Linked DNA regions of Mus musculus: region 2 is linked to region 1. The links are chromatin loops, found by intact Hi-C in ENCODE. Cell type or tissue: left cerebral cortex. All regions are shown on one strand.

The links. Peaks named below come from ENCODE experiments on the same cell type or tissue, not always from the same donor. Only the 100,000 strongest peaks of a DNase experiment are listed, where the experiment ranks them.
Region 2: it touches region 1 in a loop (3-fold over the local background); 2 of 42 quality-filtered maps call a loop at or near these places.

What each region holds. Positions count from the first base shown.
Region 1 is chr3:19,059,839-19,064,838 of GRCm38, reverse strand. No RefSeq gene overlaps it. Among named protein-coding and RNA genes, the nearest start is that of Armc1, 100 kb to the left of the region's middle. In left cerebral cortex, CTCF peaks have their summits at 2,434 (motif pointing right) and 3,800; DNase peaks (open chromatin) are centred at 2,456, 2,856, 3,130 and 4,279.
Region 2 is chr3:18,622,359-18,627,358 of GRCm38, reverse strand. It overlaps Gm30789 (predicted gene, 30789), which reads left to right. Exons shown (of 4, transcript NR_166210.1): 4 at 1,306-5,000. Among named protein-coding and RNA genes, the nearest start is that of Gm30723, 7.5 kb to the right of the region's middle. In left cerebral cortex, a CTCF peak has its summit at 3,359; DNase peaks (open chromatin) are centred at 1,471, 1,908, 2,760 and 3,362; H3K4me3 peaks cover 304 bases; H3K27ac peaks cover 1,706 bases.

The sequences.
Region 1 (5,000 bases):
CAACCAAATATAAACAAAAAGAACTACTCAAAGAATCAACCAAACCAGGAGCTGGTTCTTTGAGAAAATCAACAAGATAGACAAACCCTTAGCGGGCTTAACCAGAGGGCACAGAGACAGTATCCAAATTAATAAAATCAGAAATGAAAAGGGAGACATAACAATGAAATATATCTTAAAATATTCTGTTTGTTAAATGCTAACAGTTGAAAATATTAAAATCCTGTTCTACAAAAGCAATAAACGTATGTCACTCCCTCACATGAAGTAAGGAATTTTAACCACTAAGACTTGATCTGATGGCATCTTCCACTTTCCCTAGAAAGTGGCACAAACATTCGTGATCCAAATGGTTTCCAGGAATCCACATATCAGATCTGTGCTCCACAGAAGGATAGGCGAAGGAGCAAGGAAGTGAGTGCATACCCCATTAATGACATTTTCTGAAACCACTTTCAAGTGTGCTTAGTCATTGCTGACGTTTAGTAATGCCACTTCACTGAGCTGCAAATAAATCTATACCAAGAATATAAAAAAATAGTCCATTTCATGGTCAGACCTCAACTAAGGAGGCAGCATCCAGAAAAAAACCCTAGATGGGGTGTAGACCAGCACTGGCTACTGGCTCTGGGGCTGTGGCCTCTGTTTCATAAAGCAAAACTCTTGGACAAGCTTCCTCTGATTGCTTTCAGTTTGACATACTGTTTTGCAGGTAACAAATAGAGGTTTGGATGTTTATCAGTGCATGAGTTGGGGTGGAGCTCAGTGGTAAATTGTGTGCTTATCGCATGTAAAGTCCTGGGTTCAATTCCCAGCCAGTACCACTACTAACATAAAATGATTTCTGAAAGGTTGCATGTCATGTTAAAAGAGTGGATTCCAGGGGTGGAGTGGTGATGGGTACCCATCCATGAGGAAGAGCAATGGGAAAGAATTCCTTTTTAACCCTTTCTTCACTTGCTTCCCAGATGCTGGCATAAACAGTTTGCTTTCCCAAGTGCTCCCAAAGCAGTGTCTTGCTGTTGTTTTGGGCAATTTGATTTTGGTTGGGAGCATCACTGTATTAGTGAATTTCCTCAGGTGTTTTATTGTAGACAGAAAACTGGATCATACCTTGCCTAATTATTGCCCCCTGATAGCCAGTGCTTGCAGACTGTATGAAGGCTGAGAAACAGATGCTGCCTGACATCCATTTTCTCTATTGTTGCTTATACCACCGGCTTTAGCTTCACTCTGCTTCTTTGTTCTGTTTGGAGAACAGGGCTCCATCTTGTTCTTCTACTCAAGTTTAGTGTGGTGTTGTCTGTGGAGACACTCACCAGAAATCTGCATGGCCGAACTGACCTTCAGTTATACCATTCTATCATTCCTTATTCTTTTCCTAATATATGGTAGGTATTCTTATTCAATTTTATTTTAGTTACTAATGTATCATAGGTTTATGTTAGAAAGAACAACCAATTTGTTTATTTTCATGTGGATGAGATATTATTTTTTTCTACTGGCAATAGGTAAGGAAAGGCGAGGGTTTCAGATAAAGTATAAGACATTTGCTAGCAATTTAAATTTTTAATAAATAACACAAGGATATTTTTTCATATAAACATATTCAATTGTTGTTTATCTGAAATTTTAATTAAACTAGGTGTCTTTTCCCCCTCATGTGTGTGATGCAACCCTCTCTCGGTCTAGCCAATAGTCTATATATCTATCATATGGAGCCTAACAGAGTAGAGTTTCAGAGTGGCAGCAGGCATGGTCCCTCCTCTCCTCCTCCTCTACTGAGCCATCTGAATTATAAACATAGGCGTATGTTTATCCACTCTTCCACTTGTCTTGATGCTGTGCCCGAGGAGTGAAAGGTATATGCACTGTGCGAATGAGTGGACGCTGAGCCTCAGGTCCCACTCATGGGATTCTGAAGAGCACACAGAGCTTCCCTTGAAGATTCTGCTGCGTTCCTCCCCACGGGAAACCCGCATGCTTTCCAGATTTGCTGTGAAGGAGAGGTGAGGAGGTAAAGCAGAACTGCAGTGTTTTCAGCATGTCCTTAGTTCTCCAGATGATGCATTCTTTACTTTTAGTGTGTGTGTATGTGCATACACGTGTATGTGTGTGCACATGTCCCTGGATGTGCGTGCGCGTATATGTGTATGTATGCCACAGTGTGCATTGGGAGGTCAGAGAACAACTTGTGTGAGTCCATCTCCTACCATCTCAGGCCTTGGCAGCAATGCTTGCTATTACTGAGCCATTTCGCTGGTAGGCATAAACATTTTTCTTGGTAGGGTTATATATTATAAATGGTTTGCTACATAGATTAACTTATACTTTGTTCTATCAAATAAATGACTTTAAGTAATCAAAAAGACCTTTTCTTTCTTGTTTATTGGCAAGGTTGAGGTCGACCAGGCTTTTGGTGCTTTTCCTAGACAAACCACAAGATGGCAGCAGAGAAATGCTCATTTAAATTTCTCCTCTACAGGATTGCTACAAGTGCAGTAGGAAAAAAAATAAAAATAATAATAATAAAAATAAAAATGAACCCTAGTGACTTAGTTCTTTCTCAGCAGAGTGGCCAGTCAGAGCTCGCGGTGATTTCTGTCAGAAACAAAGAGTGTTTTATTTTCTTTATTAAAGTTAGTTTCCTTGTAGGCTGTGTTTAGAACAGTTAGATGTGGCGGTGTAGCGGTGTGCAGCTCTCCACGGGGTGGTGGTGGTGGTGGTGGTGGTGGTGGGCATCTCACTGAGCATTTCCCAGGTGATCAGCTGAGGAGCAATACACCTGGGCACTATATATCTTCCATCCCTCGCTCCTCCCCTTCCAGCAGATTCCATAATTTACAACCAGCTGGCCCCACCACACAGAACAGGAAAGAAAGGCCGCTCAGCGCACAGAAGCACTGGGCCACAGCACTGAGTACAGGAATCCAGAGAGTTGAAAACGAGCTCTGTAAGTTCTGAGCCTTGACATCTTGGATCTGAATTTCCGCGGGTGTGCTGAAAGGCTCTCTGAAAGGTTTGTGCCAGTGGCCTCCCGGAGTGGCTGGGATGAGAAAGGCCAGGAGCACCGCTAAAGGGGAAGGAAGGGGGAAAGAAGTGATTTGTAGGTATCAGGGCCAGCCTTGAGGAGAGAGTGGGAGGGCCAGAGGAGACTGGGCTGTGGAGGACTTGTCCCTCTGCAGTTCTCACCTGGACTCACTTCACACCCCACGTTGTGGGGTCTGCTCTCAAGTTTCCCCAGTGAGGACTTAACAATAGACTGTGGCAGGGTTTTGTTTTTTCCCCACTGAAGCAAAGAGGCTGCATTTCTGTTAATGACCTGGATTTTCTAACTTTAGGGTCATGAACTTCTTATGAAGTGACAATAGTATGTTCTATAGATACTATAGTAACAAATAAGACATCGTTATCCACTACTTGTTACATTAGAGTTCTTTGTTCCCCAGCTTAGGAACTTACACACACACACACACACACACACACCCCTCTGAACATGGATTTTTGTTTGTATAAATATAGGATGCTTGTTGAAAGTCTTTTTTTTTTTTTGTTTTTGTTTTTGTTTTGTTTTTTATACAGAAGTGAACAAAACAGGAAATACACTTTCCCACAATCTCCCCTGGGAAGCTTGTAGCTATCCTTCTGGAGATTATTCCAAAACCAAGATAAAGGTGCATATCTTTAAACAAAAGGAGACTTCACTGATACTGCTCTGCAGTTCCTGTTTAAATTTCACTCAGCCATAGGCATCTTCCACAAGTGCAGAGTTCCCTGCTGGTGACACGGAGTTCTCCAGGGGTGCTGCTGATAGGTGGCAGGTTTTTGTTTTTTGTTTTTGCTATGGTAAAAACGCCGAAGGAAACGATTTTGTGTATTTAGTTATGTACTTAAAATCTAACTCCCTTTTTCTTTTTCTTTTTTTTTTCAAAATGTGGAACCACCAGTGAAATAACTAATGAAAGCAAGCGATTACGTTGTAGACAGAGAATATCAAACAAGAACATGTTAATGGAACTCTCCTTTCTTTCTTACATTGTCAGGTGAAGTTGGTACTTGGCCCCGCTGGCTAGCCACATAGAGGTTCAGCTTCTCCACAGCAGGGATAATTTGAGAACTCCCTCCATCCTTGAAAGGGCTGTCCATCCGTACAGGGAAGTCTCTAGGAGCTTGGACAGGCGCTGGTGCAGGGTACTCCTTTGCTGGCTTTTATCTGCACAGCCAGCAGGCCTGAAATCTGGGCTCTCCGGGGAACCCCTGCTTTCCTTAGATTTCTCCATGGTGTGGGAGTTTTAAGGAGCTGAGGGTTTGAAGTAGGGGAAGCAGTGCTTTGTGCAGGGGAAGAGGGCCTCTGAGACTGCTTGTCTGCCGGTCCAGCGGAGCTTGTCTGTTTGCCTGGGGGCACTCAGGCCTCATGCAGCTGGTGACTGTGGCAGGCGCCTTTAGCGGTGCTCCTGGCCTTTCTCATCCCAGCCACTCCGGGAGGCCACTGGCACAAACCTTTCAGAGAGCCTTTCAGCACACCCGCGGAAATTCAGATCCAAGATGTCAAGGCTCAGAACTTACAGAGCTCGTTTTCAACTCTCTGGATTCCTGTACTCAGTGCTGTGGCCCAGTGCTTCTGTGCGCTGAGCGGCCTTTTGTTGTTATTTATCACGCTTAGAAAAAGCTCTCTTTACACTCCAATGTTCACACAAAAGCATCTGTTTGTGTTCTGGCTTTAATTGCTGGAAGTGTTGTAGAGTAGACTGTACTCCCATTGTGTGTTTGGTGTCTAAGGCAACATTAAGGTTCCAAGTGCCTTGTGACTTAGCAAACAGCAATGTTATGGTCTTGTGAGTAGCATGCACATGAAGGGGATCTACACACTTTCTGTCTGCTATAGCTGTAGTATTGTGTCTTGGTGAAGTTTAAGTAGTCAGGGCAGAAGGAAGAACTCTGCAGTCAGTAATGGTGACAAGTGAGGCAGGTGAGTGAATTGTTTTTGTGGCTGAGCAAAA
Region 2 (5,000 bases), 440 kb after region 1:
TGTGTGTGTGTATGTGTGTGTTTGCTCACTAATGCATATGCATATGTGTGTTTACTGTTATTTCTCAAAAATGCTTTTCTCAATTCTTTCTTGTGTCCTGCCCACCACAGAGCCTGATACACTGGAAAAATCTTCCCTTAGGGACACTTTGTGTGATATTGTGGCCCACTTGTCTCAAAGACAGAGAATTCCATGCCAATTCAACCTAAGCCAGCAGTGATTGGGTGACTGTCCCCAGAATCACTCATATTTAGTGTCTGAGCAAAGCTATTGGGTACTGGTAATTGTAGGCTGTTGGGTTGATGGCAGTTATTCTTAATGAATGACCCAAATCGGCAAGACTTCAAGGTCATGGGTCACTGGAATCTGTTGCCTGGTTTCTGTGGACAGCTGCTCACTTGGGGAGGGGAGGGGATATCCCTCACACTGACAGGGTGTGTGTGCAAGGGAGAGAGAAAAGAAATAGAGACCTATGAGAGCAAGGGCAGGAGCTTTTTGCTTATGAGTGAGCTGCGGACCAAGACATGTCCTATATCCTTATATCTTCATGGAGGGGTTGTATGTAAAGGAAAGAAATAGTTTTTTAACTGTATATTCTTTAACTTGTAAAAATAATGTTCAAAAAGCAAGAAGACGGAGAACCCCTTTCTTAGCTGTTCATGTAAACTCTGAGTGGTGTTGGTGCTTGCACACCCTACACTTCCGTCATGTTCTTTGAGACGGGTTCCTGACTGTCTGCTGGCAGTGATGCTTTGAGGTGGAATCTATGCTGGGCTTCAGGGGGCCCCTGCCTATCCCAGATCTCCACCTCTTGCCTCGGTGCCTCTTTCCAGTACTACACCTAGAGGTTTCCAACTCGGGCTCACTGTCACCTGCCTCTGAATCTCTCCCAGAGATTGTGCTGTGACCCAAATGTGAGTAACCCTTCTCCTGAGATTATTTCAGAAAAACAGCTTACAATTTAAAAACGTGTAAGATGAATTAAAAATAACAAACAAATAAAAATCCTCCCTAAATGGAAGCGCACACACAGCACAATGCAATGGAAGCCACATCGCAATCACACAAGAAAGCTGCAAGTCCTGAGGCTTCATTTAAAATAGTGGGTCCCTCCCGAGTTCTCAAAAACTAACATATTAATTCCCAAACAAACTTCTTTGTACCTAATGCTGACAGGCAGACAGGCGGTGGGGGTGGGGCGGGGCCTGTGAGAAGGGGAGCAAGGCCAGGGGACCGCTCTGCTGCACCAGCTTGGGTTCCCGGCCCCGGTGATGGAATTATTGTTTATTTTTTTAATTTTCCAAGGTAGGCCGATGACAGCTGAAGAAGACTGTATTTGCGGAGGAGCAGCATGAGGGTAGAGAGGAGCAGAGCTCCTGAGGGAAACCTAATAGTTCCTCTCCTTCCTGCACGGAGATAAAGACTTATAATCAGCGTCTATGTTCACCATCTGGCTCTGCGCATGTGGTCCGTATGGAGGAGAAAGCCGCACAATCTGTAAGTGATCAGGAGCCATGGCGCTCTCTCCAGAGAATCCACGATGCAATCAAGGTGACAGATGGCACGGCCACTGCTGTGGCCTCATGGAGAAGATCAAAATCACCTTCAATAAACTCTGACTGAAATGGGCATGAGCACCTCGAAAAAGTCAGTTTGTCAGTCAAACTGCGACAGCGCGCTGCACTGGGGAACCACAGCGGCCAGCTCTCTGTTTTCAATCGTTTCCGTCTGACTGGGCCTGAACTATGATCCTTCTCAAATTGTCCTTTCTGTTTAGCTGAAGCAGGCCAGCAAATTGCCAGATTCATTGCTTTATTGAAGAAAATTGAAAACACGATGTCCTCAATTCCGAGGACGCACAGCTGGCAGGTACCCGGGACACCCAAACGCAGGGAGAGTGGACCTGGTTTCTGCAGCCGGAGTTTGCCCAACTTTAGGCGGATATTTTTGAACGCAAATATAAAATGCAAATGTGTACGGGGCAGTGGTTATGTAAACGGTATTAAGTAACCAGTAAGTGTTGTAGAATGGAGACGTGGCTACAAAGAAAGGAAGAAAGGAAGAAAGGAAAGGGGGAAACTCCAGCAGGGAGTTGTCTCTGCGAGTTCAGAGCAGGTTTCTTTCTTGATAGAGCTAGTGTGTTTTCTTTCTGTATCTGTTTACTATGTGGAGGTTCCTTTGGGTTTGAGCACAAGGTTGAAGAAATGCAGAGATACTGTTTTGTTTTGAGCAAATCACAGGGAATCTGCAGGGGTCAGGAAGTTTAAACAAATTTCCGTTTCTCCTAACCCCAGAGGAAAAAAAATTAGAAGCCCCAACCGCTTATAAATGGAGGGAAATGAGGAACAGCTAACCTGCAGTGGGACTCAAATCCACTACCATCTTTTGAGAAGTAAGGACACTGATTTCAGGTCAGGGAGGGCGGGTCCTGATGAGAGCAGGCGCCCCTCTTCCTCCCTCCTGATCCCTTGGCACAGTTCCACTGTTGTTCTTCCTCCCAATCGCCAGGACCGGAGATTGAAAGCAAAACTAGACTTTTCCAATCTTCTTTCTCTAAAGTTTCCAGGATCTGTGTCTGGTCCTGGAGTTTTCTATTACAAGCTGGCTGAGGGAACTTACCCCTTCTAACTTTTCGTCCATTCTCTTTTTAAAAAGTTGTAACCTTCTAGTTAATGTTGCGGGCTTGCTTCATTTAAGATCCAAACCCTGCTCCTGCTTCATCCCCCACAATGTAAACTGTTTGACAGCTGAGAAATACTGAGTCACCCGGCCCTGGATTTCCATGGGAATTCTCTACTCTTATTATAGGTACAATTTGAATGCCAGGATTCTGGTGCAGTGATATAGAAATGCATCTAAAGGGGACTCATCCTTGATTTGTGTATGTGAAATTCAAGAAAACACGGGGAAAAGCTCCTATTTTGAGTGACAGGAAAGTCTTGCTCTTTGGGGGGAAGGACTGTGTTTTCACAGAGTATAAGAGTGGAGCTAACTTACTGCATATCAAAGGGAAGTGTGGTTTGTTAAGAACAAAAGACCCTTTGTGTTTTCTTGTTCTTTAGTAGGTAATACCTACTGAGTGCTGAGTACCCACTATGTGCAGGCTTTGCAGAATTGAGAAGATTCCCAGGGAGAAAATGTAGGTTTTAAAGCCCTCTTCGGGGCACAGAGCTCTCTGCCTGACCTTTCTCCCTTGACCTACCTCCTTGGGCAGTGGGGGGTGTTCTTGCATGACAACAGGGCTGGTGTTAGGCTGGTGGCTGCCTGCTGTTTTTACACAGGAAATGCTGTGTATTTTTTCTGTGGTCTTTGGCTTCCTGGAATAGCGACTGTTTAAAGACACATTCATCAGTGCTGCCACCAGGAGGGGTGGTAGGATGAGTCATCGCTCAGCAGCAGCTCCAGTTACTCAGGGAGAAAGAAATCTTTTGCTTCCTAACGGTGGCAGTTCTGAGTCTTTCTTTAAGAGATGGCCTACTGGACCATGACAGTATGGAAACATACTTCTAAAATGAGGTTTAGTAATTAGAGCTTGGCCCAAACTCAGATATTTATGCTCCAGTCATCTCTAGCATGGAATTTCTCTTGATCTGTGCCAGATACACAGCCATACACCATTAGTGTCCTTTAACTCTAAGTCCCAAACTAAAATCTTGCTTAGAGAAATTTCCTTGAGACAGTTTAAAACTCATGTTCATGAGCAGAGATGTCCTTAAAGTGCTGTATGTACTTGCTATATCCATCCATCCATCTCTGTATCTTCTGTAGGTGAGATTGGCAGGGATGGGATGTGAGGATGTAGAGATTGTCCTGGGATTCACAAGGCAGCACCCATGGAGGGCAACTCTCCATCACAGGGCACTGGCTTTTTGAGTAGATGCATTAATGACATTTTTTATTCATTAATATTTTGTTCTCTGTGTGTGTCTGTGTGTCTCTCTCTCTCTCTCTCTCTCTCTCTCTCTCTGTGTGTGTGTGTGTGTGTGTGTGTGTGTGCATGTGTGTACATTGTCACATATGTGTTCATGGATACAGGCACATACATATCACAATTCAGAGATCAACACTAAATGTTTTCCTCAGTACCCTTTACCTTGTTTGTTTGTTTTCTTTTTTGAGACCCAACATCTTAGTGAACCTGGAGCTTGCTACTTTAACGAGACAGGGTGATAAGCAAGCCCCACAGGATATGCCCCTGTCTCTGCTTCCACATCATTGAGATTAGAGCCATGTACACTTTCACCCTGTTTTATAATGTGCTGAAGAACTAAAGCCAAGTTCTCATGCTTGTCAGTCATGCGCTTTACTTATGATTATTTTGCCAGGTCCAAGAGTTTAAGAGCAGATTCATTGTGAATGAAGAGATTGCATAGAAATTTAAATACAGATAGAAAAGAATAAGTATGTGGTGAGATGTTTCTTATGAATTGAGAGTAGTTTGGTCATTTGTAGGTCACAGATTTCATTAGTTCCTATTACTATTTTTCTTACCACTTTATTGCTTAAAGTTACTGCACTAATTTTAAGAATATTTTCTGCTAACTTTAATAGGTTGGGGGATATGTGTATATGTGCCACATTTCTGTTGCTCTAACTACATACCTTTCAATCAATAACATTTGACTTCTTGGATTCTCTGCTGGTTGTGAGGCTCCTACTTTCCACATGGCAGACAGAAGACCAAGAGAGATGGAGAGTTCAGTGCCACAGGCCTGTTCCCAGTAACGTATTTCCTCTAATAAAGTCTTATTCCTAGGTCTTCCCAAAATAGTACCATCTGCTTATGACCACGCCCCAAATGTGAGTCTTTTTCAGGAAGACAGATCTAAACTGTGACAAACCAAGTCCAAAAGAATACCCATTAAAATAAAATTAAAATGTAAGCAGATAATGGCATTTATAAATTGATAAGCTTATATGCCACAAGTGTTATGTTCTTAAAAGATTCTCTTTTTCTTGTATATAATAATGGAGACATAAATACAAATGGACAAGAGGGA